Linked DNA regions of Homo sapiens: region 2 is linked to region 1. The links are chromatin contacts, found by Hi-C in ENCODE. All regions are on one chromosome and are shown on one strand. The core of a region is the stretch at or near the end of the contact, and the rest is flanking DNA. Distances in the headings are between cores, read along the strand shown. Region 1 overlaps CCDC146 (coiled-coil domain containing 146). Region 2 overlaps GSAP (gamma-secretase activating protein).

Evidence for each region. A loop is a pair of places that touch in the nucleus more often than their neighbours do. Pooled maps may share reads with other maps.
Region 2: a map with no recorded cell type shows a loop between it and region 1 (4-fold over the local background). The contact joins two enhancer-like sites. A Hi-C loop is called at or near these places in 2 of 37 single-sample maps with no recorded cell type and 10 of 50 pooled maps.

Annotation. Positions count from the first base shown.
Region 1 is chr7:77,266,180-77,271,174 of GRCh38, forward strand. All of the region lies in intron 9 of CCDC146 (coiled-coil domain containing 146), which reads left to right. All of the region lies in intron 2 of LOC102723791 (a long non-coding RNA gene), which reads right to left. Among named protein-coding and RNA genes, the nearest start is that of CCDC146-AS1, 20 kb to the left of the region's middle. Within about 2 kb of position 3,657, at least 6 of the 41 ENCODE cell types and tissues checked have a DNase peak (open chromatin) inside an H3K27ac peak, as active enhancers do.
Region 2 is chr7:77,388,422-77,394,004 of GRCh38, forward strand. The region is part of intron 5 of GSAP (gamma-secretase activating protein); the gene reads right to left. Among named protein-coding and RNA genes, the nearest start is that of GSAP, 25 kb to the right of the region's middle. RefSeq lists an enhancer at 4,122-5,321. Within about 2 kb of position 2,955, at least 2 of the 41 ENCODE cell types and tissues checked have a DNase peak (open chromatin) inside an H3K27ac peak, as active enhancers do.

The DNA.
Region 1 (4,995 bases), core at 2,407-4,906:
GTCCAAGATTGTGACAATGACAAAATCCTCTTACCAAGTGAATATGACACTTTCTATATACTGTAATTTTTCTTTAATTATAGTTTTCTAGCAATTTCATCTCCCTTTGCTCTGATTTAAAAGTGGTTCTGCATTTTTCTCTCTTCATGACTCATTTCAGTGTTGAAGGCAATGATAACAACATACTATACTGAGAAGAGCTTCACCTTTGAGTCAGGCACAGTCAGGTTCAGATTCTAGATCCATTGAATTCCTACCTATGTTACTTGTTTCCAAACCTTTGAATTGGGATTATTGCAAAAAATGAGTGACTGCAAATGGGAAAGTGTGTGGTACCGAGAAGATACTCAGTAAATATTGCCTTCCTTCCTTTATACATATGAACTCTTTGAAAGGCTATAAAGTAAATGGTATAGTCAGAATGACACTGTGAATATGGCTATTTTATTCATATGGAGAAGATGACATCATCAGGCCCTACTGATAAACCCCGGAAATGCCTCTCAGTACCCACTCTGCATTACCTAAATGACTGCAGCTCTACACCAGCTGTTCTCCATAGGTCCAGCTCCTTTCATGTCCAATTTTTCCTCCATCTTAGCCCAAAGCACAAATTTATATTCTTAAGTGACACATTCATGTGTCACTCACCTGCTCAAGACATTCAATGGATCCTTAATTCACATAATCACAGAATGAAGGAACCAAGAGGAATCTTAAAGATCATACTCTAAAAGCAAACAGGTTTCATCTCAAATGCCAGCTCCCTCCATTTGGGGGTAGCTCCCTGTAGTGATGATAATGCAAAGGAATTTTTTTTTTTTTTTTTTGAGACAGAGTCTCAGTCTGTTGCTGAGGCTGGAGTACAGTGGCACCGTGTCGGTTCACTGCAACCTCTGTCTCCTCGGTTCAAGCAATTCTCTTGCCCTCAGCCTCCTGAGTAGCTGGGATTACATGCACCCACCACCAAGCCCAGCTAGTTTTTATATTTTTAGTAGAGATGGGGTTTCACCATGTTGCCCAGGCTAGTCTCAAACTCCTGACCTCAGGTGATCCACCTGCCTCGGCCTCCCAAAGTGCTGGGATTACAGGTGTGAGCCATCGCGCCTGGCCCAATATTGCAAAGGATTCTGAGGCCCAGTGCTGACTTGTCAGATAGAAGCTCTGTAGTTGATTGGTGATGTCTGCCCCAGGCATAGAAAGTTTGTCCATGTATTTCCCATTCCTAATCAAGTCATCTTCCTAATCAAGCGCTGTTTCTTCAGCCAGTTCTTTTGGTATATCTTCATACCCCAAGTAACATGCTTATGATGCTGCTACTTGAGTTTTCAGTTGTAGACTTGATCTTTTTTTTTTTTTTAATCACTATAAAAGATGAGGATTCAGCCCTCTTTAGACCCCTGTTCATCACAAATACATTTCTTGTCCCTCTGTATACACGGTATTCTCATGTCATAATTTTGATTAGTTCAGAATTTGTTATTATTATGAACATATAAAGGCTATTCGTGCCTGAGCCATGTGATATTATATAATTACCCTTACAAAATTTTGTGTTCCCAGGAATTTATAAACATCCTGTTTTTACACTTTTATAGTTTTCGGTGTGCTTATCAGTTCAATCCCAAATTCTTCTCCAATTATATAAATCTCCTCTCAGTATATTAAAACACATTTGATGGCCTATTCATTTACTCTTCTTGAAGAAATCTCTTCTAAGCCTCATCAATGACCTCTAGCCAAAGACTAACAGGAATACATCAGCAGTTGAATGCGCTGAGTTTATTACATATTGCAGCAAGGGAGAACACACGCCATGGAGAATTGTAGGGAGTCTCAATAGAGGGTATTAGAAAGGACTTACAGGATATGTGTCATGTGACTTGAGGAACGGTTTAAAGAAATGGGACTTTGCCCTGAATTAGGATGTTCTCAGGAAATGAGAGTAATTCTGTGGTAGAGTATCTTAAATTTTACCTAGAAAAAGAAAAGATTAGATGGAGACCAAAACTGTGATTGTTAAACAAAGCTATACAAGGGGAATTTATGGTATTTTGTGGCTTGGACAATGTTCATGTTTTTGTCTATGTTCAAATACAGTTATGGAGTGGCCTTGTTTTTGTCCTGATCCATCATGATTACAGAGGGGCTTTGTCTGAAGTTGATGTTCTGGGCAATTGTTTATGTTCAACAGGGGAATACCAAGGCCTACCTATGAGTACCAGTTCTGCTCCTGGATACCAGGGGCTGCCTTTTTCTTTCTCAGCCTTCTGACTTGTTCCAAAGTAGTCCATTTCTGTATGTGCTTACTGCACTGCTCTCATTCTAGGAGCCTTACTCCATCATCTTGCTGATGCCCTTCACCTCTCTTCCGACTCTATTTCATGGGTCTCATCTATTTTATTCTCTTAGCTTACCCCCTTTTGGAGGAGGGGACATGCCTTCCAGTAGCTTCATGAGAAAAATGTTAGTGAAAAAGTAATTGTTTAAGACTTTGTGTGTTGGAAATTGTATGTCAGAAGACCTTGCATGCTAAAAAATATTTTACCCTCACACTAGCCATACAGACAATTAGTGCTTTAATTGGATATGGAATTTTAGGTTGGAAATCATTTTCCCTCAGGAAAAAGGCATTAGATTAACTGCCTTCTAGCTTCACTATGAAGAAGATTTGATGTCATTCTAAATATTGATCCTTTATTTGAAGCCATTTTTTTTTCCATGCTGGGAAATTTGTAGGATCTCTTACTTGCCTCCAGAATTTTTACATTTTACAATGATGTTCCCATTGTATCCATCGTGTGGGGCACTGAATGGGTTCTCTGTCTATGGAAGTATATGTCCTTCCAAAGTTCTGATACTTTGTCTTGGATTATTTAATTTTGTCCATTTGATTTTCTCTATTCTGTCTTGGATTCCTTTTACGCAGATGTTGGACCTTCTAAAACAGTCCTCTAATTTTCTTTTTTCTTTTATTTTCCTTTCTTTTTTGTCATTTGACTTGCTAAAAGAGAAATTTCCTCAAGTTTTCCTTTCAACCCTTCTACTCTTTCATTATGCTATCATACTTTATATTTCCTTGTGCTCTCTTTGTTCTCTGGATGTTTCTTTTTCATAGTATCTTTAATCTCTTATCTCATTGAGGCTATTAATGATGGTTTCTTTTTCTTCTTCTTTTCCTAAATAAGACTTTTTCTCCGTGTTTTTTCTGTATTTTTCTTTTTTTGTTTTTGTCTCTTTCTTTTTAGAAACTTTCCTCCAATATATGGTAATTCTTGGCTATCTGCTTATATTTAAGCATGGGCTGCTATAAATCTAATTGGAAGCTGTCTGTGATGGTGAGGCTTGTCACTGTAGTTTGATCTGACTGGACACAAAATATGTGAGGCATGGCCTTTGACCGAAGAGGAGTTTGCAGTGGAATGCGCACAAGTTGTTCAGATTTTAACAAATATTATAAAAGCTATTTATATTATGACACTACTAGCTATTAAGTCCACAAAATAGCACCCATTGAATATAAAACTAAGCACCCATAGAATATAAAACTAACAGAAATTAAAGTGTATTAGAATCCTTTTCCTTTGTTGATTTTAAGAAAAATCTGGTTTTGTTCTAGTACAGTTTCAGTGAGAGACTAACTTCCTCTTTGACCCTGTGATTTATAATTAGCCCAGCCACTGCCCACAGCTGGCAGTACTTGAAAACAGGAGTGGGTCAGGCCAGGCACTCCCAGCCCAAGTGAACATTTTTTCAGACTTGCATGCAATCCAAAACTAAAAGAGATAAAAGGTAAACATGAAGAGCTCTAGCTATTCTTCAGAATGTATTTCCCCCCAGAGACAGTTGTTTGATTCTCCTATGGCGTTTGACTTGTACATAGAGACTCTCCCAGAAACTCAAGGTACAAGCCTCATGAAAGGTTGGAATGCTTTAGAAAAATATCAAAGTGTTAAGCTGAGGTTCACTGATATCAAATAATTGGGATATTTACAGCAACAAGTAATGTCTAATTTCTTAACTTTTATGAAAGTTACCGATGATTATTCATGCATTGAAAATGCCTGGAAGAACAGACACCAAAACTATTAATAGTGACTCCTGGGGAGTAGTACTTGAAGCAGCAGAGGTAGGAAGCAGATTTTTTTTTTTTTTTTACTTTACACATTTCTGTTGTTTGGTCACAATCACAATAAATACATTTTTAAATGTGAAATGCTACACTATAAAAACTAAAAGAACTATCATAAGCTTACAAAACCTGATATATGCAGTTTGGGGCTCAAAAGAAATGGAAAATATCTCAAGTAACTCCAGACCATGTAGTTAGAACTTTGATACTTGATAGTTATTTTCCTCCCACATTAATGGAGACTTCAGTCTAACTCCAGCCTATTTTCCAGATTACCTTGGGAAGGTTTCCTTTCAAGAGAAACACCTATTAGGTTAGGTTTGCAATTTGGCCTCAATGAGTAATAGAAACTCAACTATAATGATTTTGCTAAATAGGGAGTTGTTTTACTCACTTAATAAAAAGAGCACAGGTAGGCACAACCGGTTATTTCACATAATGAAAAGTCTAGGATCCTTTTAGCTCCCCTTTCAGTCAACCTTAGTGTGTACATTGTTTCTCCATGGTCAGAAAATGGCTATTCCACCTTAAGCATAAACTGGCAAAAGGAGGAGGAAGGGCAACGAGCAAAAGACATAAATGATTGCTGGCTTGGCCAGCTCCTTTTAACAGGAAAACAGCCACTTTCCCAGGACCCCTCCTCACAGACTTCCACTTACATTTCATTGGCTTGTCTTAGCTCATATGGGCACCCCCAGCTGCAAAGAAGTGTGAGGACTCCTGGATACATTGCAGCTCTGGAAAAAAAAAAAAAAAAACAGCATTCTGTTGCTGTCGTGGTTAATACTAAATGTCAATTTGATTGGCTTGAAGGATACAAAGTATTGATCCTGGGTGTGTCTGTGAAGGTGTTGCCAAAGGAG
Region 2 (5,583 bases), core at 1,705-4,204, 120 kb after region 1:
CTGATAATGACCCACTTACTTCTTCAGTGTCACATCTGAGCAAATGCCATAAAATACAGCAATCAGGAGGAAGTCCATGGACACAGGCTTCCCCGCATGGAGTTACCAAAGATATCTAAATTTAGGTCAAGGTTCCCCTTCCCCCAAGATTACACCGTAGAAAAGAAGGACTGGCCTTATATTTGAGCTTTTATTGAGACTCTAATATGATCCAGTGTCTCTCAGTGACTTCACTGTGAAAAATAATATACAAAATTTGGGGATGGCACAGAAGCGTGGAATTTAATCAGTGTTAGTTTTCAATATTTAAGAAAGCAACCTGAGAGCACTGCTTTATTTTTTGAAAAAAGCAAAGAACGTAAAACAATTTCTGAGCTATGTCCTAACAACTGGAAGGTCTGGATCTATCTATAAACATGCCTTTTAAATATTACTTGAAAAAGACAGTAAGTGAGTTATTATATTGAATCATATAATATACATACTACAGAACAAATGGAAATCCAATGTTTGGTAAATGGGTGCTTGTGGCTTAGGATGAAAATCCTAGTGACAGGATCTTACAACCAAGGGTATGGATGAGTTACTTTGGGAATCTACTTGATGACTCAAAAAATGGCTCCAGGAATAAGAAAGACATTGGTGTCAAAGATATTTGTGAAGAAAAATAGAATAGAAATGCTCTGTTGAGAGGTGAGTATGTGGGGGGGAAAATGAATTTTTCTTATTGTTATCTTAAATGTGTATGACTAAATTAGTATATTAAATAGCACGAACTGACATTTTTTTGACCTAAAAGTATGCGTGTGTGTATGTATGTGTGTGTGTATATATATATATTTTTTTGACCTAAAAGTATGTGTGTGTGTATATATATATATATTTTTTGTTTGTTTGTTTTGTTTTGTTTTTTGTTTCCATCCTGGTTAACATAGTGAAATGCCGTCTCTACAAAAATAAAAAAAAAAACGCGTCATTTAGCATTAGGTATATCTCCCAACGCTATCCCTCCCCCCCTCCCCACCCAACAGTCCCCGATGTGTAATGTTCCCCTTCCTATGTCCATGTGTTCTCATTGTTCGATTCCCACCTATGAGTGAGAACACGCGGTGTTTGGTTTTTTGTCCTTGGGATAGTTTGCTGAGAATGATGGTTTCCAGCTTCATCCATGTCCCTACAAAGGACATGAACTCATCATTTTTTATGGCTGCATAGTATTCCATGGTGTATATGTGCCACATTTTCTTAATCCAGTCTATCATTGTTGGACATTTGGGTTGGTTCCAAGTCTTTGCTATTGTGAATAGTGCCACAATAAATGTATGTGTGCATGTGTCTTTATAGCAGCATGATTTATAATCCTTTGGGTATATACCCAGTAATGGGATGGCTGGGTCAAATGGTATTTCTAGTTCTAGATCCTTGAGGAATCACCACACTGTCTTCCACAATGGTTGAACTAGTTTACAGTCCCACCAACAGTGTGAAAGTGTTCCTATTTCTCCACATCCTCTCCAGCACCTGTTGTTTCCTGACTTTTTAATGATTGCCATTCTAACTGGTGTGAGATAGTATCTCATTGTGGTTTTGATTTGCATGTCTCTGATGGCCAGTGATCATGAGCATTTTTTCATGTGTTTTTTGGCTGAATAAATGTCTTCTTTTGAGAAAGTGTCTGTTCATATCCTTCGCCCACTTTTTGATGGGGTTGTTTGTTTTCTCTTGTAAATTTGTTTGAGTTCATTGTAGATTCTGGATATTAGCCCTTTGTCAGATGAGTAGGTTGCGAAAATTTTCTCCCATTCTGTAGGTTGCCTGTTCACTCTGATGGTGGTTTCTTTTGCTGTGCAGAAGCTCTTTAGTTTAATTAGATCCCATTTGTCAATTTTGGCTTTTGTTGCCATTGCTTTTGGTGTTTTAGACATGAAGTCCTTGCCCATGCCTATGTCCTGAATGGTATTGCCTAGGTTTTCTTCTAGGGTTTTTATGGTTTTAGGTCTTACATTTAAGTCTTTAATCCATCTTGAATTAATTTTTGTATAAGGTGTAAGGAAGGGATCCAGTTTCAGCTTTCTACATATGGCCAGCCAGTTTTCCCAGCACCATTTATTAAATAGGGAATCCTTTACCCATTTCTTCTTTTTGTCAGGTTTGTCAAAGATCAGATAGTTGTAGATATGCAGCATTATATCTGAGGGCTCTGTTCTGTTCCATTGGTATATACCTAAGCTAAATGACGAGTTAATGGGTGCAGCACACCATCGTGGCACATGTATACATATGTAACAAACCTGCACGTTGTGCACATGTACCCTAAAACTTGAAGTATAATAATAAAAATAAAAAATAAAAAAATACAAATCAATTACAAAAAAAAAATAGCTGGGCATGGTGGCACACGCCTGTAGTCCCAGCTACCCGGGAGGCTAAGGCAGGAGACTCGCTTGAAACCAGGAGGCGGAAGTTGCAGTGAGCCAAGGTTGCGCCACTGCACTCCAGCCTGGTGACAGAGCGAGACTCCGTCTAAAAAAAAAAAAAAAAAAAAAAAAAAAAAAAAAAAAATTAGCCGGGTGTGGTGGCACTCATCTGTAGCTACTCGGGAGGCTGAGGCAGGACAATCACTTGAACCCAGGAAGCAGAGGTTGCAGTGAGCTGAGATCACACCACTGCACTCCAGCGTGGGCAACAGATGAGGCTCCGTCTCAAAAAAAAAAAAAAAAAAAAAAGAAAAAGAAAAAGAATAACCATATATTTGGCTTTTTTTTTTAAGCAGGAATTTGTACCCAAAGGAGACAGCCAGCTATCAGCAAGATTTTCTTACCTTTAAAATGGGAAGATCTTTGAAGGCAGAAAACACCTTTCTACACTAATTTTTCCCTTCTCAAGTACAACCCAGACATTTGACTAATACTACTAGCATAATAAGAGCCAACCTTTGCAAATAGTAATTTCTCTCAATAACATACCATGTGCTTTCACAGTGAAAAAGGAAGCATCGTGAATTAAGATTCTAGAGACATCAGTTCTAGTTTCAGTTCTGCCATTATCCTGGTATTTACTTCACAGCAAATCACCAAGCTTTCCTAGGCCTCAATGCCTCATTATTAAACATAATAAAACATGCAGGGCAAGGTGCTCACGCCTGTAATCCCAACACTTTTGGAGGCCAAGGCAGGAAGATCATTTGAGGCCAGGAATTTGAGACCAGCCTGGGCAACATAGTGAAACCCCATCTCTACAAAAAAATGAAAAAAATATTAAGAACAAGCTGGACATGGTGGTGTGTGCCTATAGTCCCAGTTACTCAGAAGGTTGAGGTGGGAAGATCACCTGGGCCAGGGAGGTCGAGGCTATAGTGAGCCATAAGAATGTCAGTGCACCCCAGCTTGGGCAACAGAGCAAGACCCTGTCTCAAAAATAATCAGAATAAAATGAAAGACCAAAGAACCAGATTACTTCTACAATCCCTTTCAGCCATAAAATCCCATTATTCTATGAGGTGCTAAATTAAGAATTTTGATGGCCGGGAGTGGTGGCTCACACCTGTAATCCCAGCACTTTGGGAAGCCAAGGCGGGTGGATCACCTGAGGTCAGGAGTTCGAGACCAGCCTGGCCAACACGGGGAAACCCCGTCTCTACTAAAAATACAAAAATTAGCCGGAAGTGGTGGTGGATGCCTGCGGTGCTGGCTACTCAGGAGGCTGAGGCAGGAGAATCTGAACCTGGGAGGCGGAGGTTACAGTGAGCCGAGACCACACCATTGCACTCCAGCCTGGGTGACAGAGCAAGACTCCATCTCAGGAAAAAAAAAAAAAGAATTTTGAGAATCAAGATATCAGTGGAGACTGGACACAGTGGCTCATGCCTGTAATCCTAACATATTGGGTGGCTGAGGTGGGCGGATTCCCTGAGCTCAGGAGTTCAAGACCAGCCTGGGCAACATGACTAATCCCCTCTCTGCTAATAACACAAAAAATTAGCCAGGCGTGGTGGCGCACACTTGTAATCCCAGCTACTCGGGAAACTGAGGCAGGAGTATCGCTTGAACCCGGAAGTTGGAGGTTGCAGTGAGCTGAGATCACACCACTGCACTCCAGCCTGGGTGACAGAGCAAGGCACTGTCTCAAAAAAGAAAAGATTATCAGTGGAGACTGGGAGACCATCACTGAAGGGGAAGACAAGACCAGGCAATATCTGGATACCACAAGGAGAGACAGCAGGATCAGGCAGAGGGATAGACATGACATGAGGAGAACGGAGGTGAGCAAAAGACCATGGTGTGATCCAGGCACATGCTGTGAAATGGTGACAAGGATGGGAGAGTTCAATATGGCCTGGTTCTGAAGGAGCTCTGGTTATTCAAGCTCTTGAACCGAATCACAGCTTCACAGAGCATCTGTGACACTTGACTGTCTATGATGGTGAGAGGGAGTTCTGGAAAATCTCAGTGGCAATGGGGCCCCTGACCCATATGGTCACCCCAATTGCTGCCCAGTGGAAATCTGCTGTGACTTGTGGCAAATGCAACTCCACAGGGGAGGATGAAGGGGACAGCCAGAGCCTGGTTTCCTATGGAAGTCCATTTTCTCAGTAAAATATTCACTCTGCCATCTCTACAGCCAAGAAAAGGAGCATTACTGATTAAAAAAAGAAAAAAAAACTGCATTGTAAAGTATGTGGATCAAAGAACCCTGTTTACAAAAAAATGGTACAATTTGTCTCATCTACAGTGGAAAAATCTTATTTTAAGCAACAGTGTTAAACCCCACCTGAGACAAACCACATCTTATAATCAAATGGCTTGTAAGGCCATTTGATGGACAGACAAAATAAACGTTTCCAAAATATTCGTTCAAATAAAACATTCTAATAAATCCTATAGTGCTTTCTGGTTACATCATCTGAAATCTTTACTGAACAAAATGAAACCTTCCCATGATGAGCAATACCTTTCATATACTGATGACTCCTAAATGTGCCTCTCCAGCCGTGACCTCTTACCTGGCCTTCTGACTCATCTCCAAACTCCACCTCACATCTCCACTGGGATGTCTATTAGGCATGTCAAACTGAGCAAGTCCAAAATGAAACTCTTCCTTCCTGCCCCTCCCATACACACATACACACCCACATGCCCTTCTACCTGTTCTAGCCAAAAACCTTAAAGTGAGTCACGCTTGACTTGTCTCTTTTTCTTATGTTCCCATGAAATCCGGCGGCATGCATGCATATATATATACATATATACTTTCTTTTTTTTTTTTTTTTTGAGACAGAGTCTCACTGTGTCACCCAGGCTGGAGTACAGTGGCACGATCTCTGCTCACGGCAACCTTTATTTCCTGGGATCAAGCAATTCTCCTGCCTCAGCTTCCCAAGTAGCTGGGATTACAGGCGTGTGCCACCACACCCGGCTAATTTTTCTATTTTTAGTAAAGACAGGGTTTCACCACGTTGGCCAGGCTGGTCTCAAACTCCTGACCTCAGGTGATCCACCTGCCTCAGCCTCCCAAAGTGCTAGGATTACAGGCGTGAGCCACTGTGCCTGGCCAAGCAGCCAATCTTGACAAGTCGATCTTTTG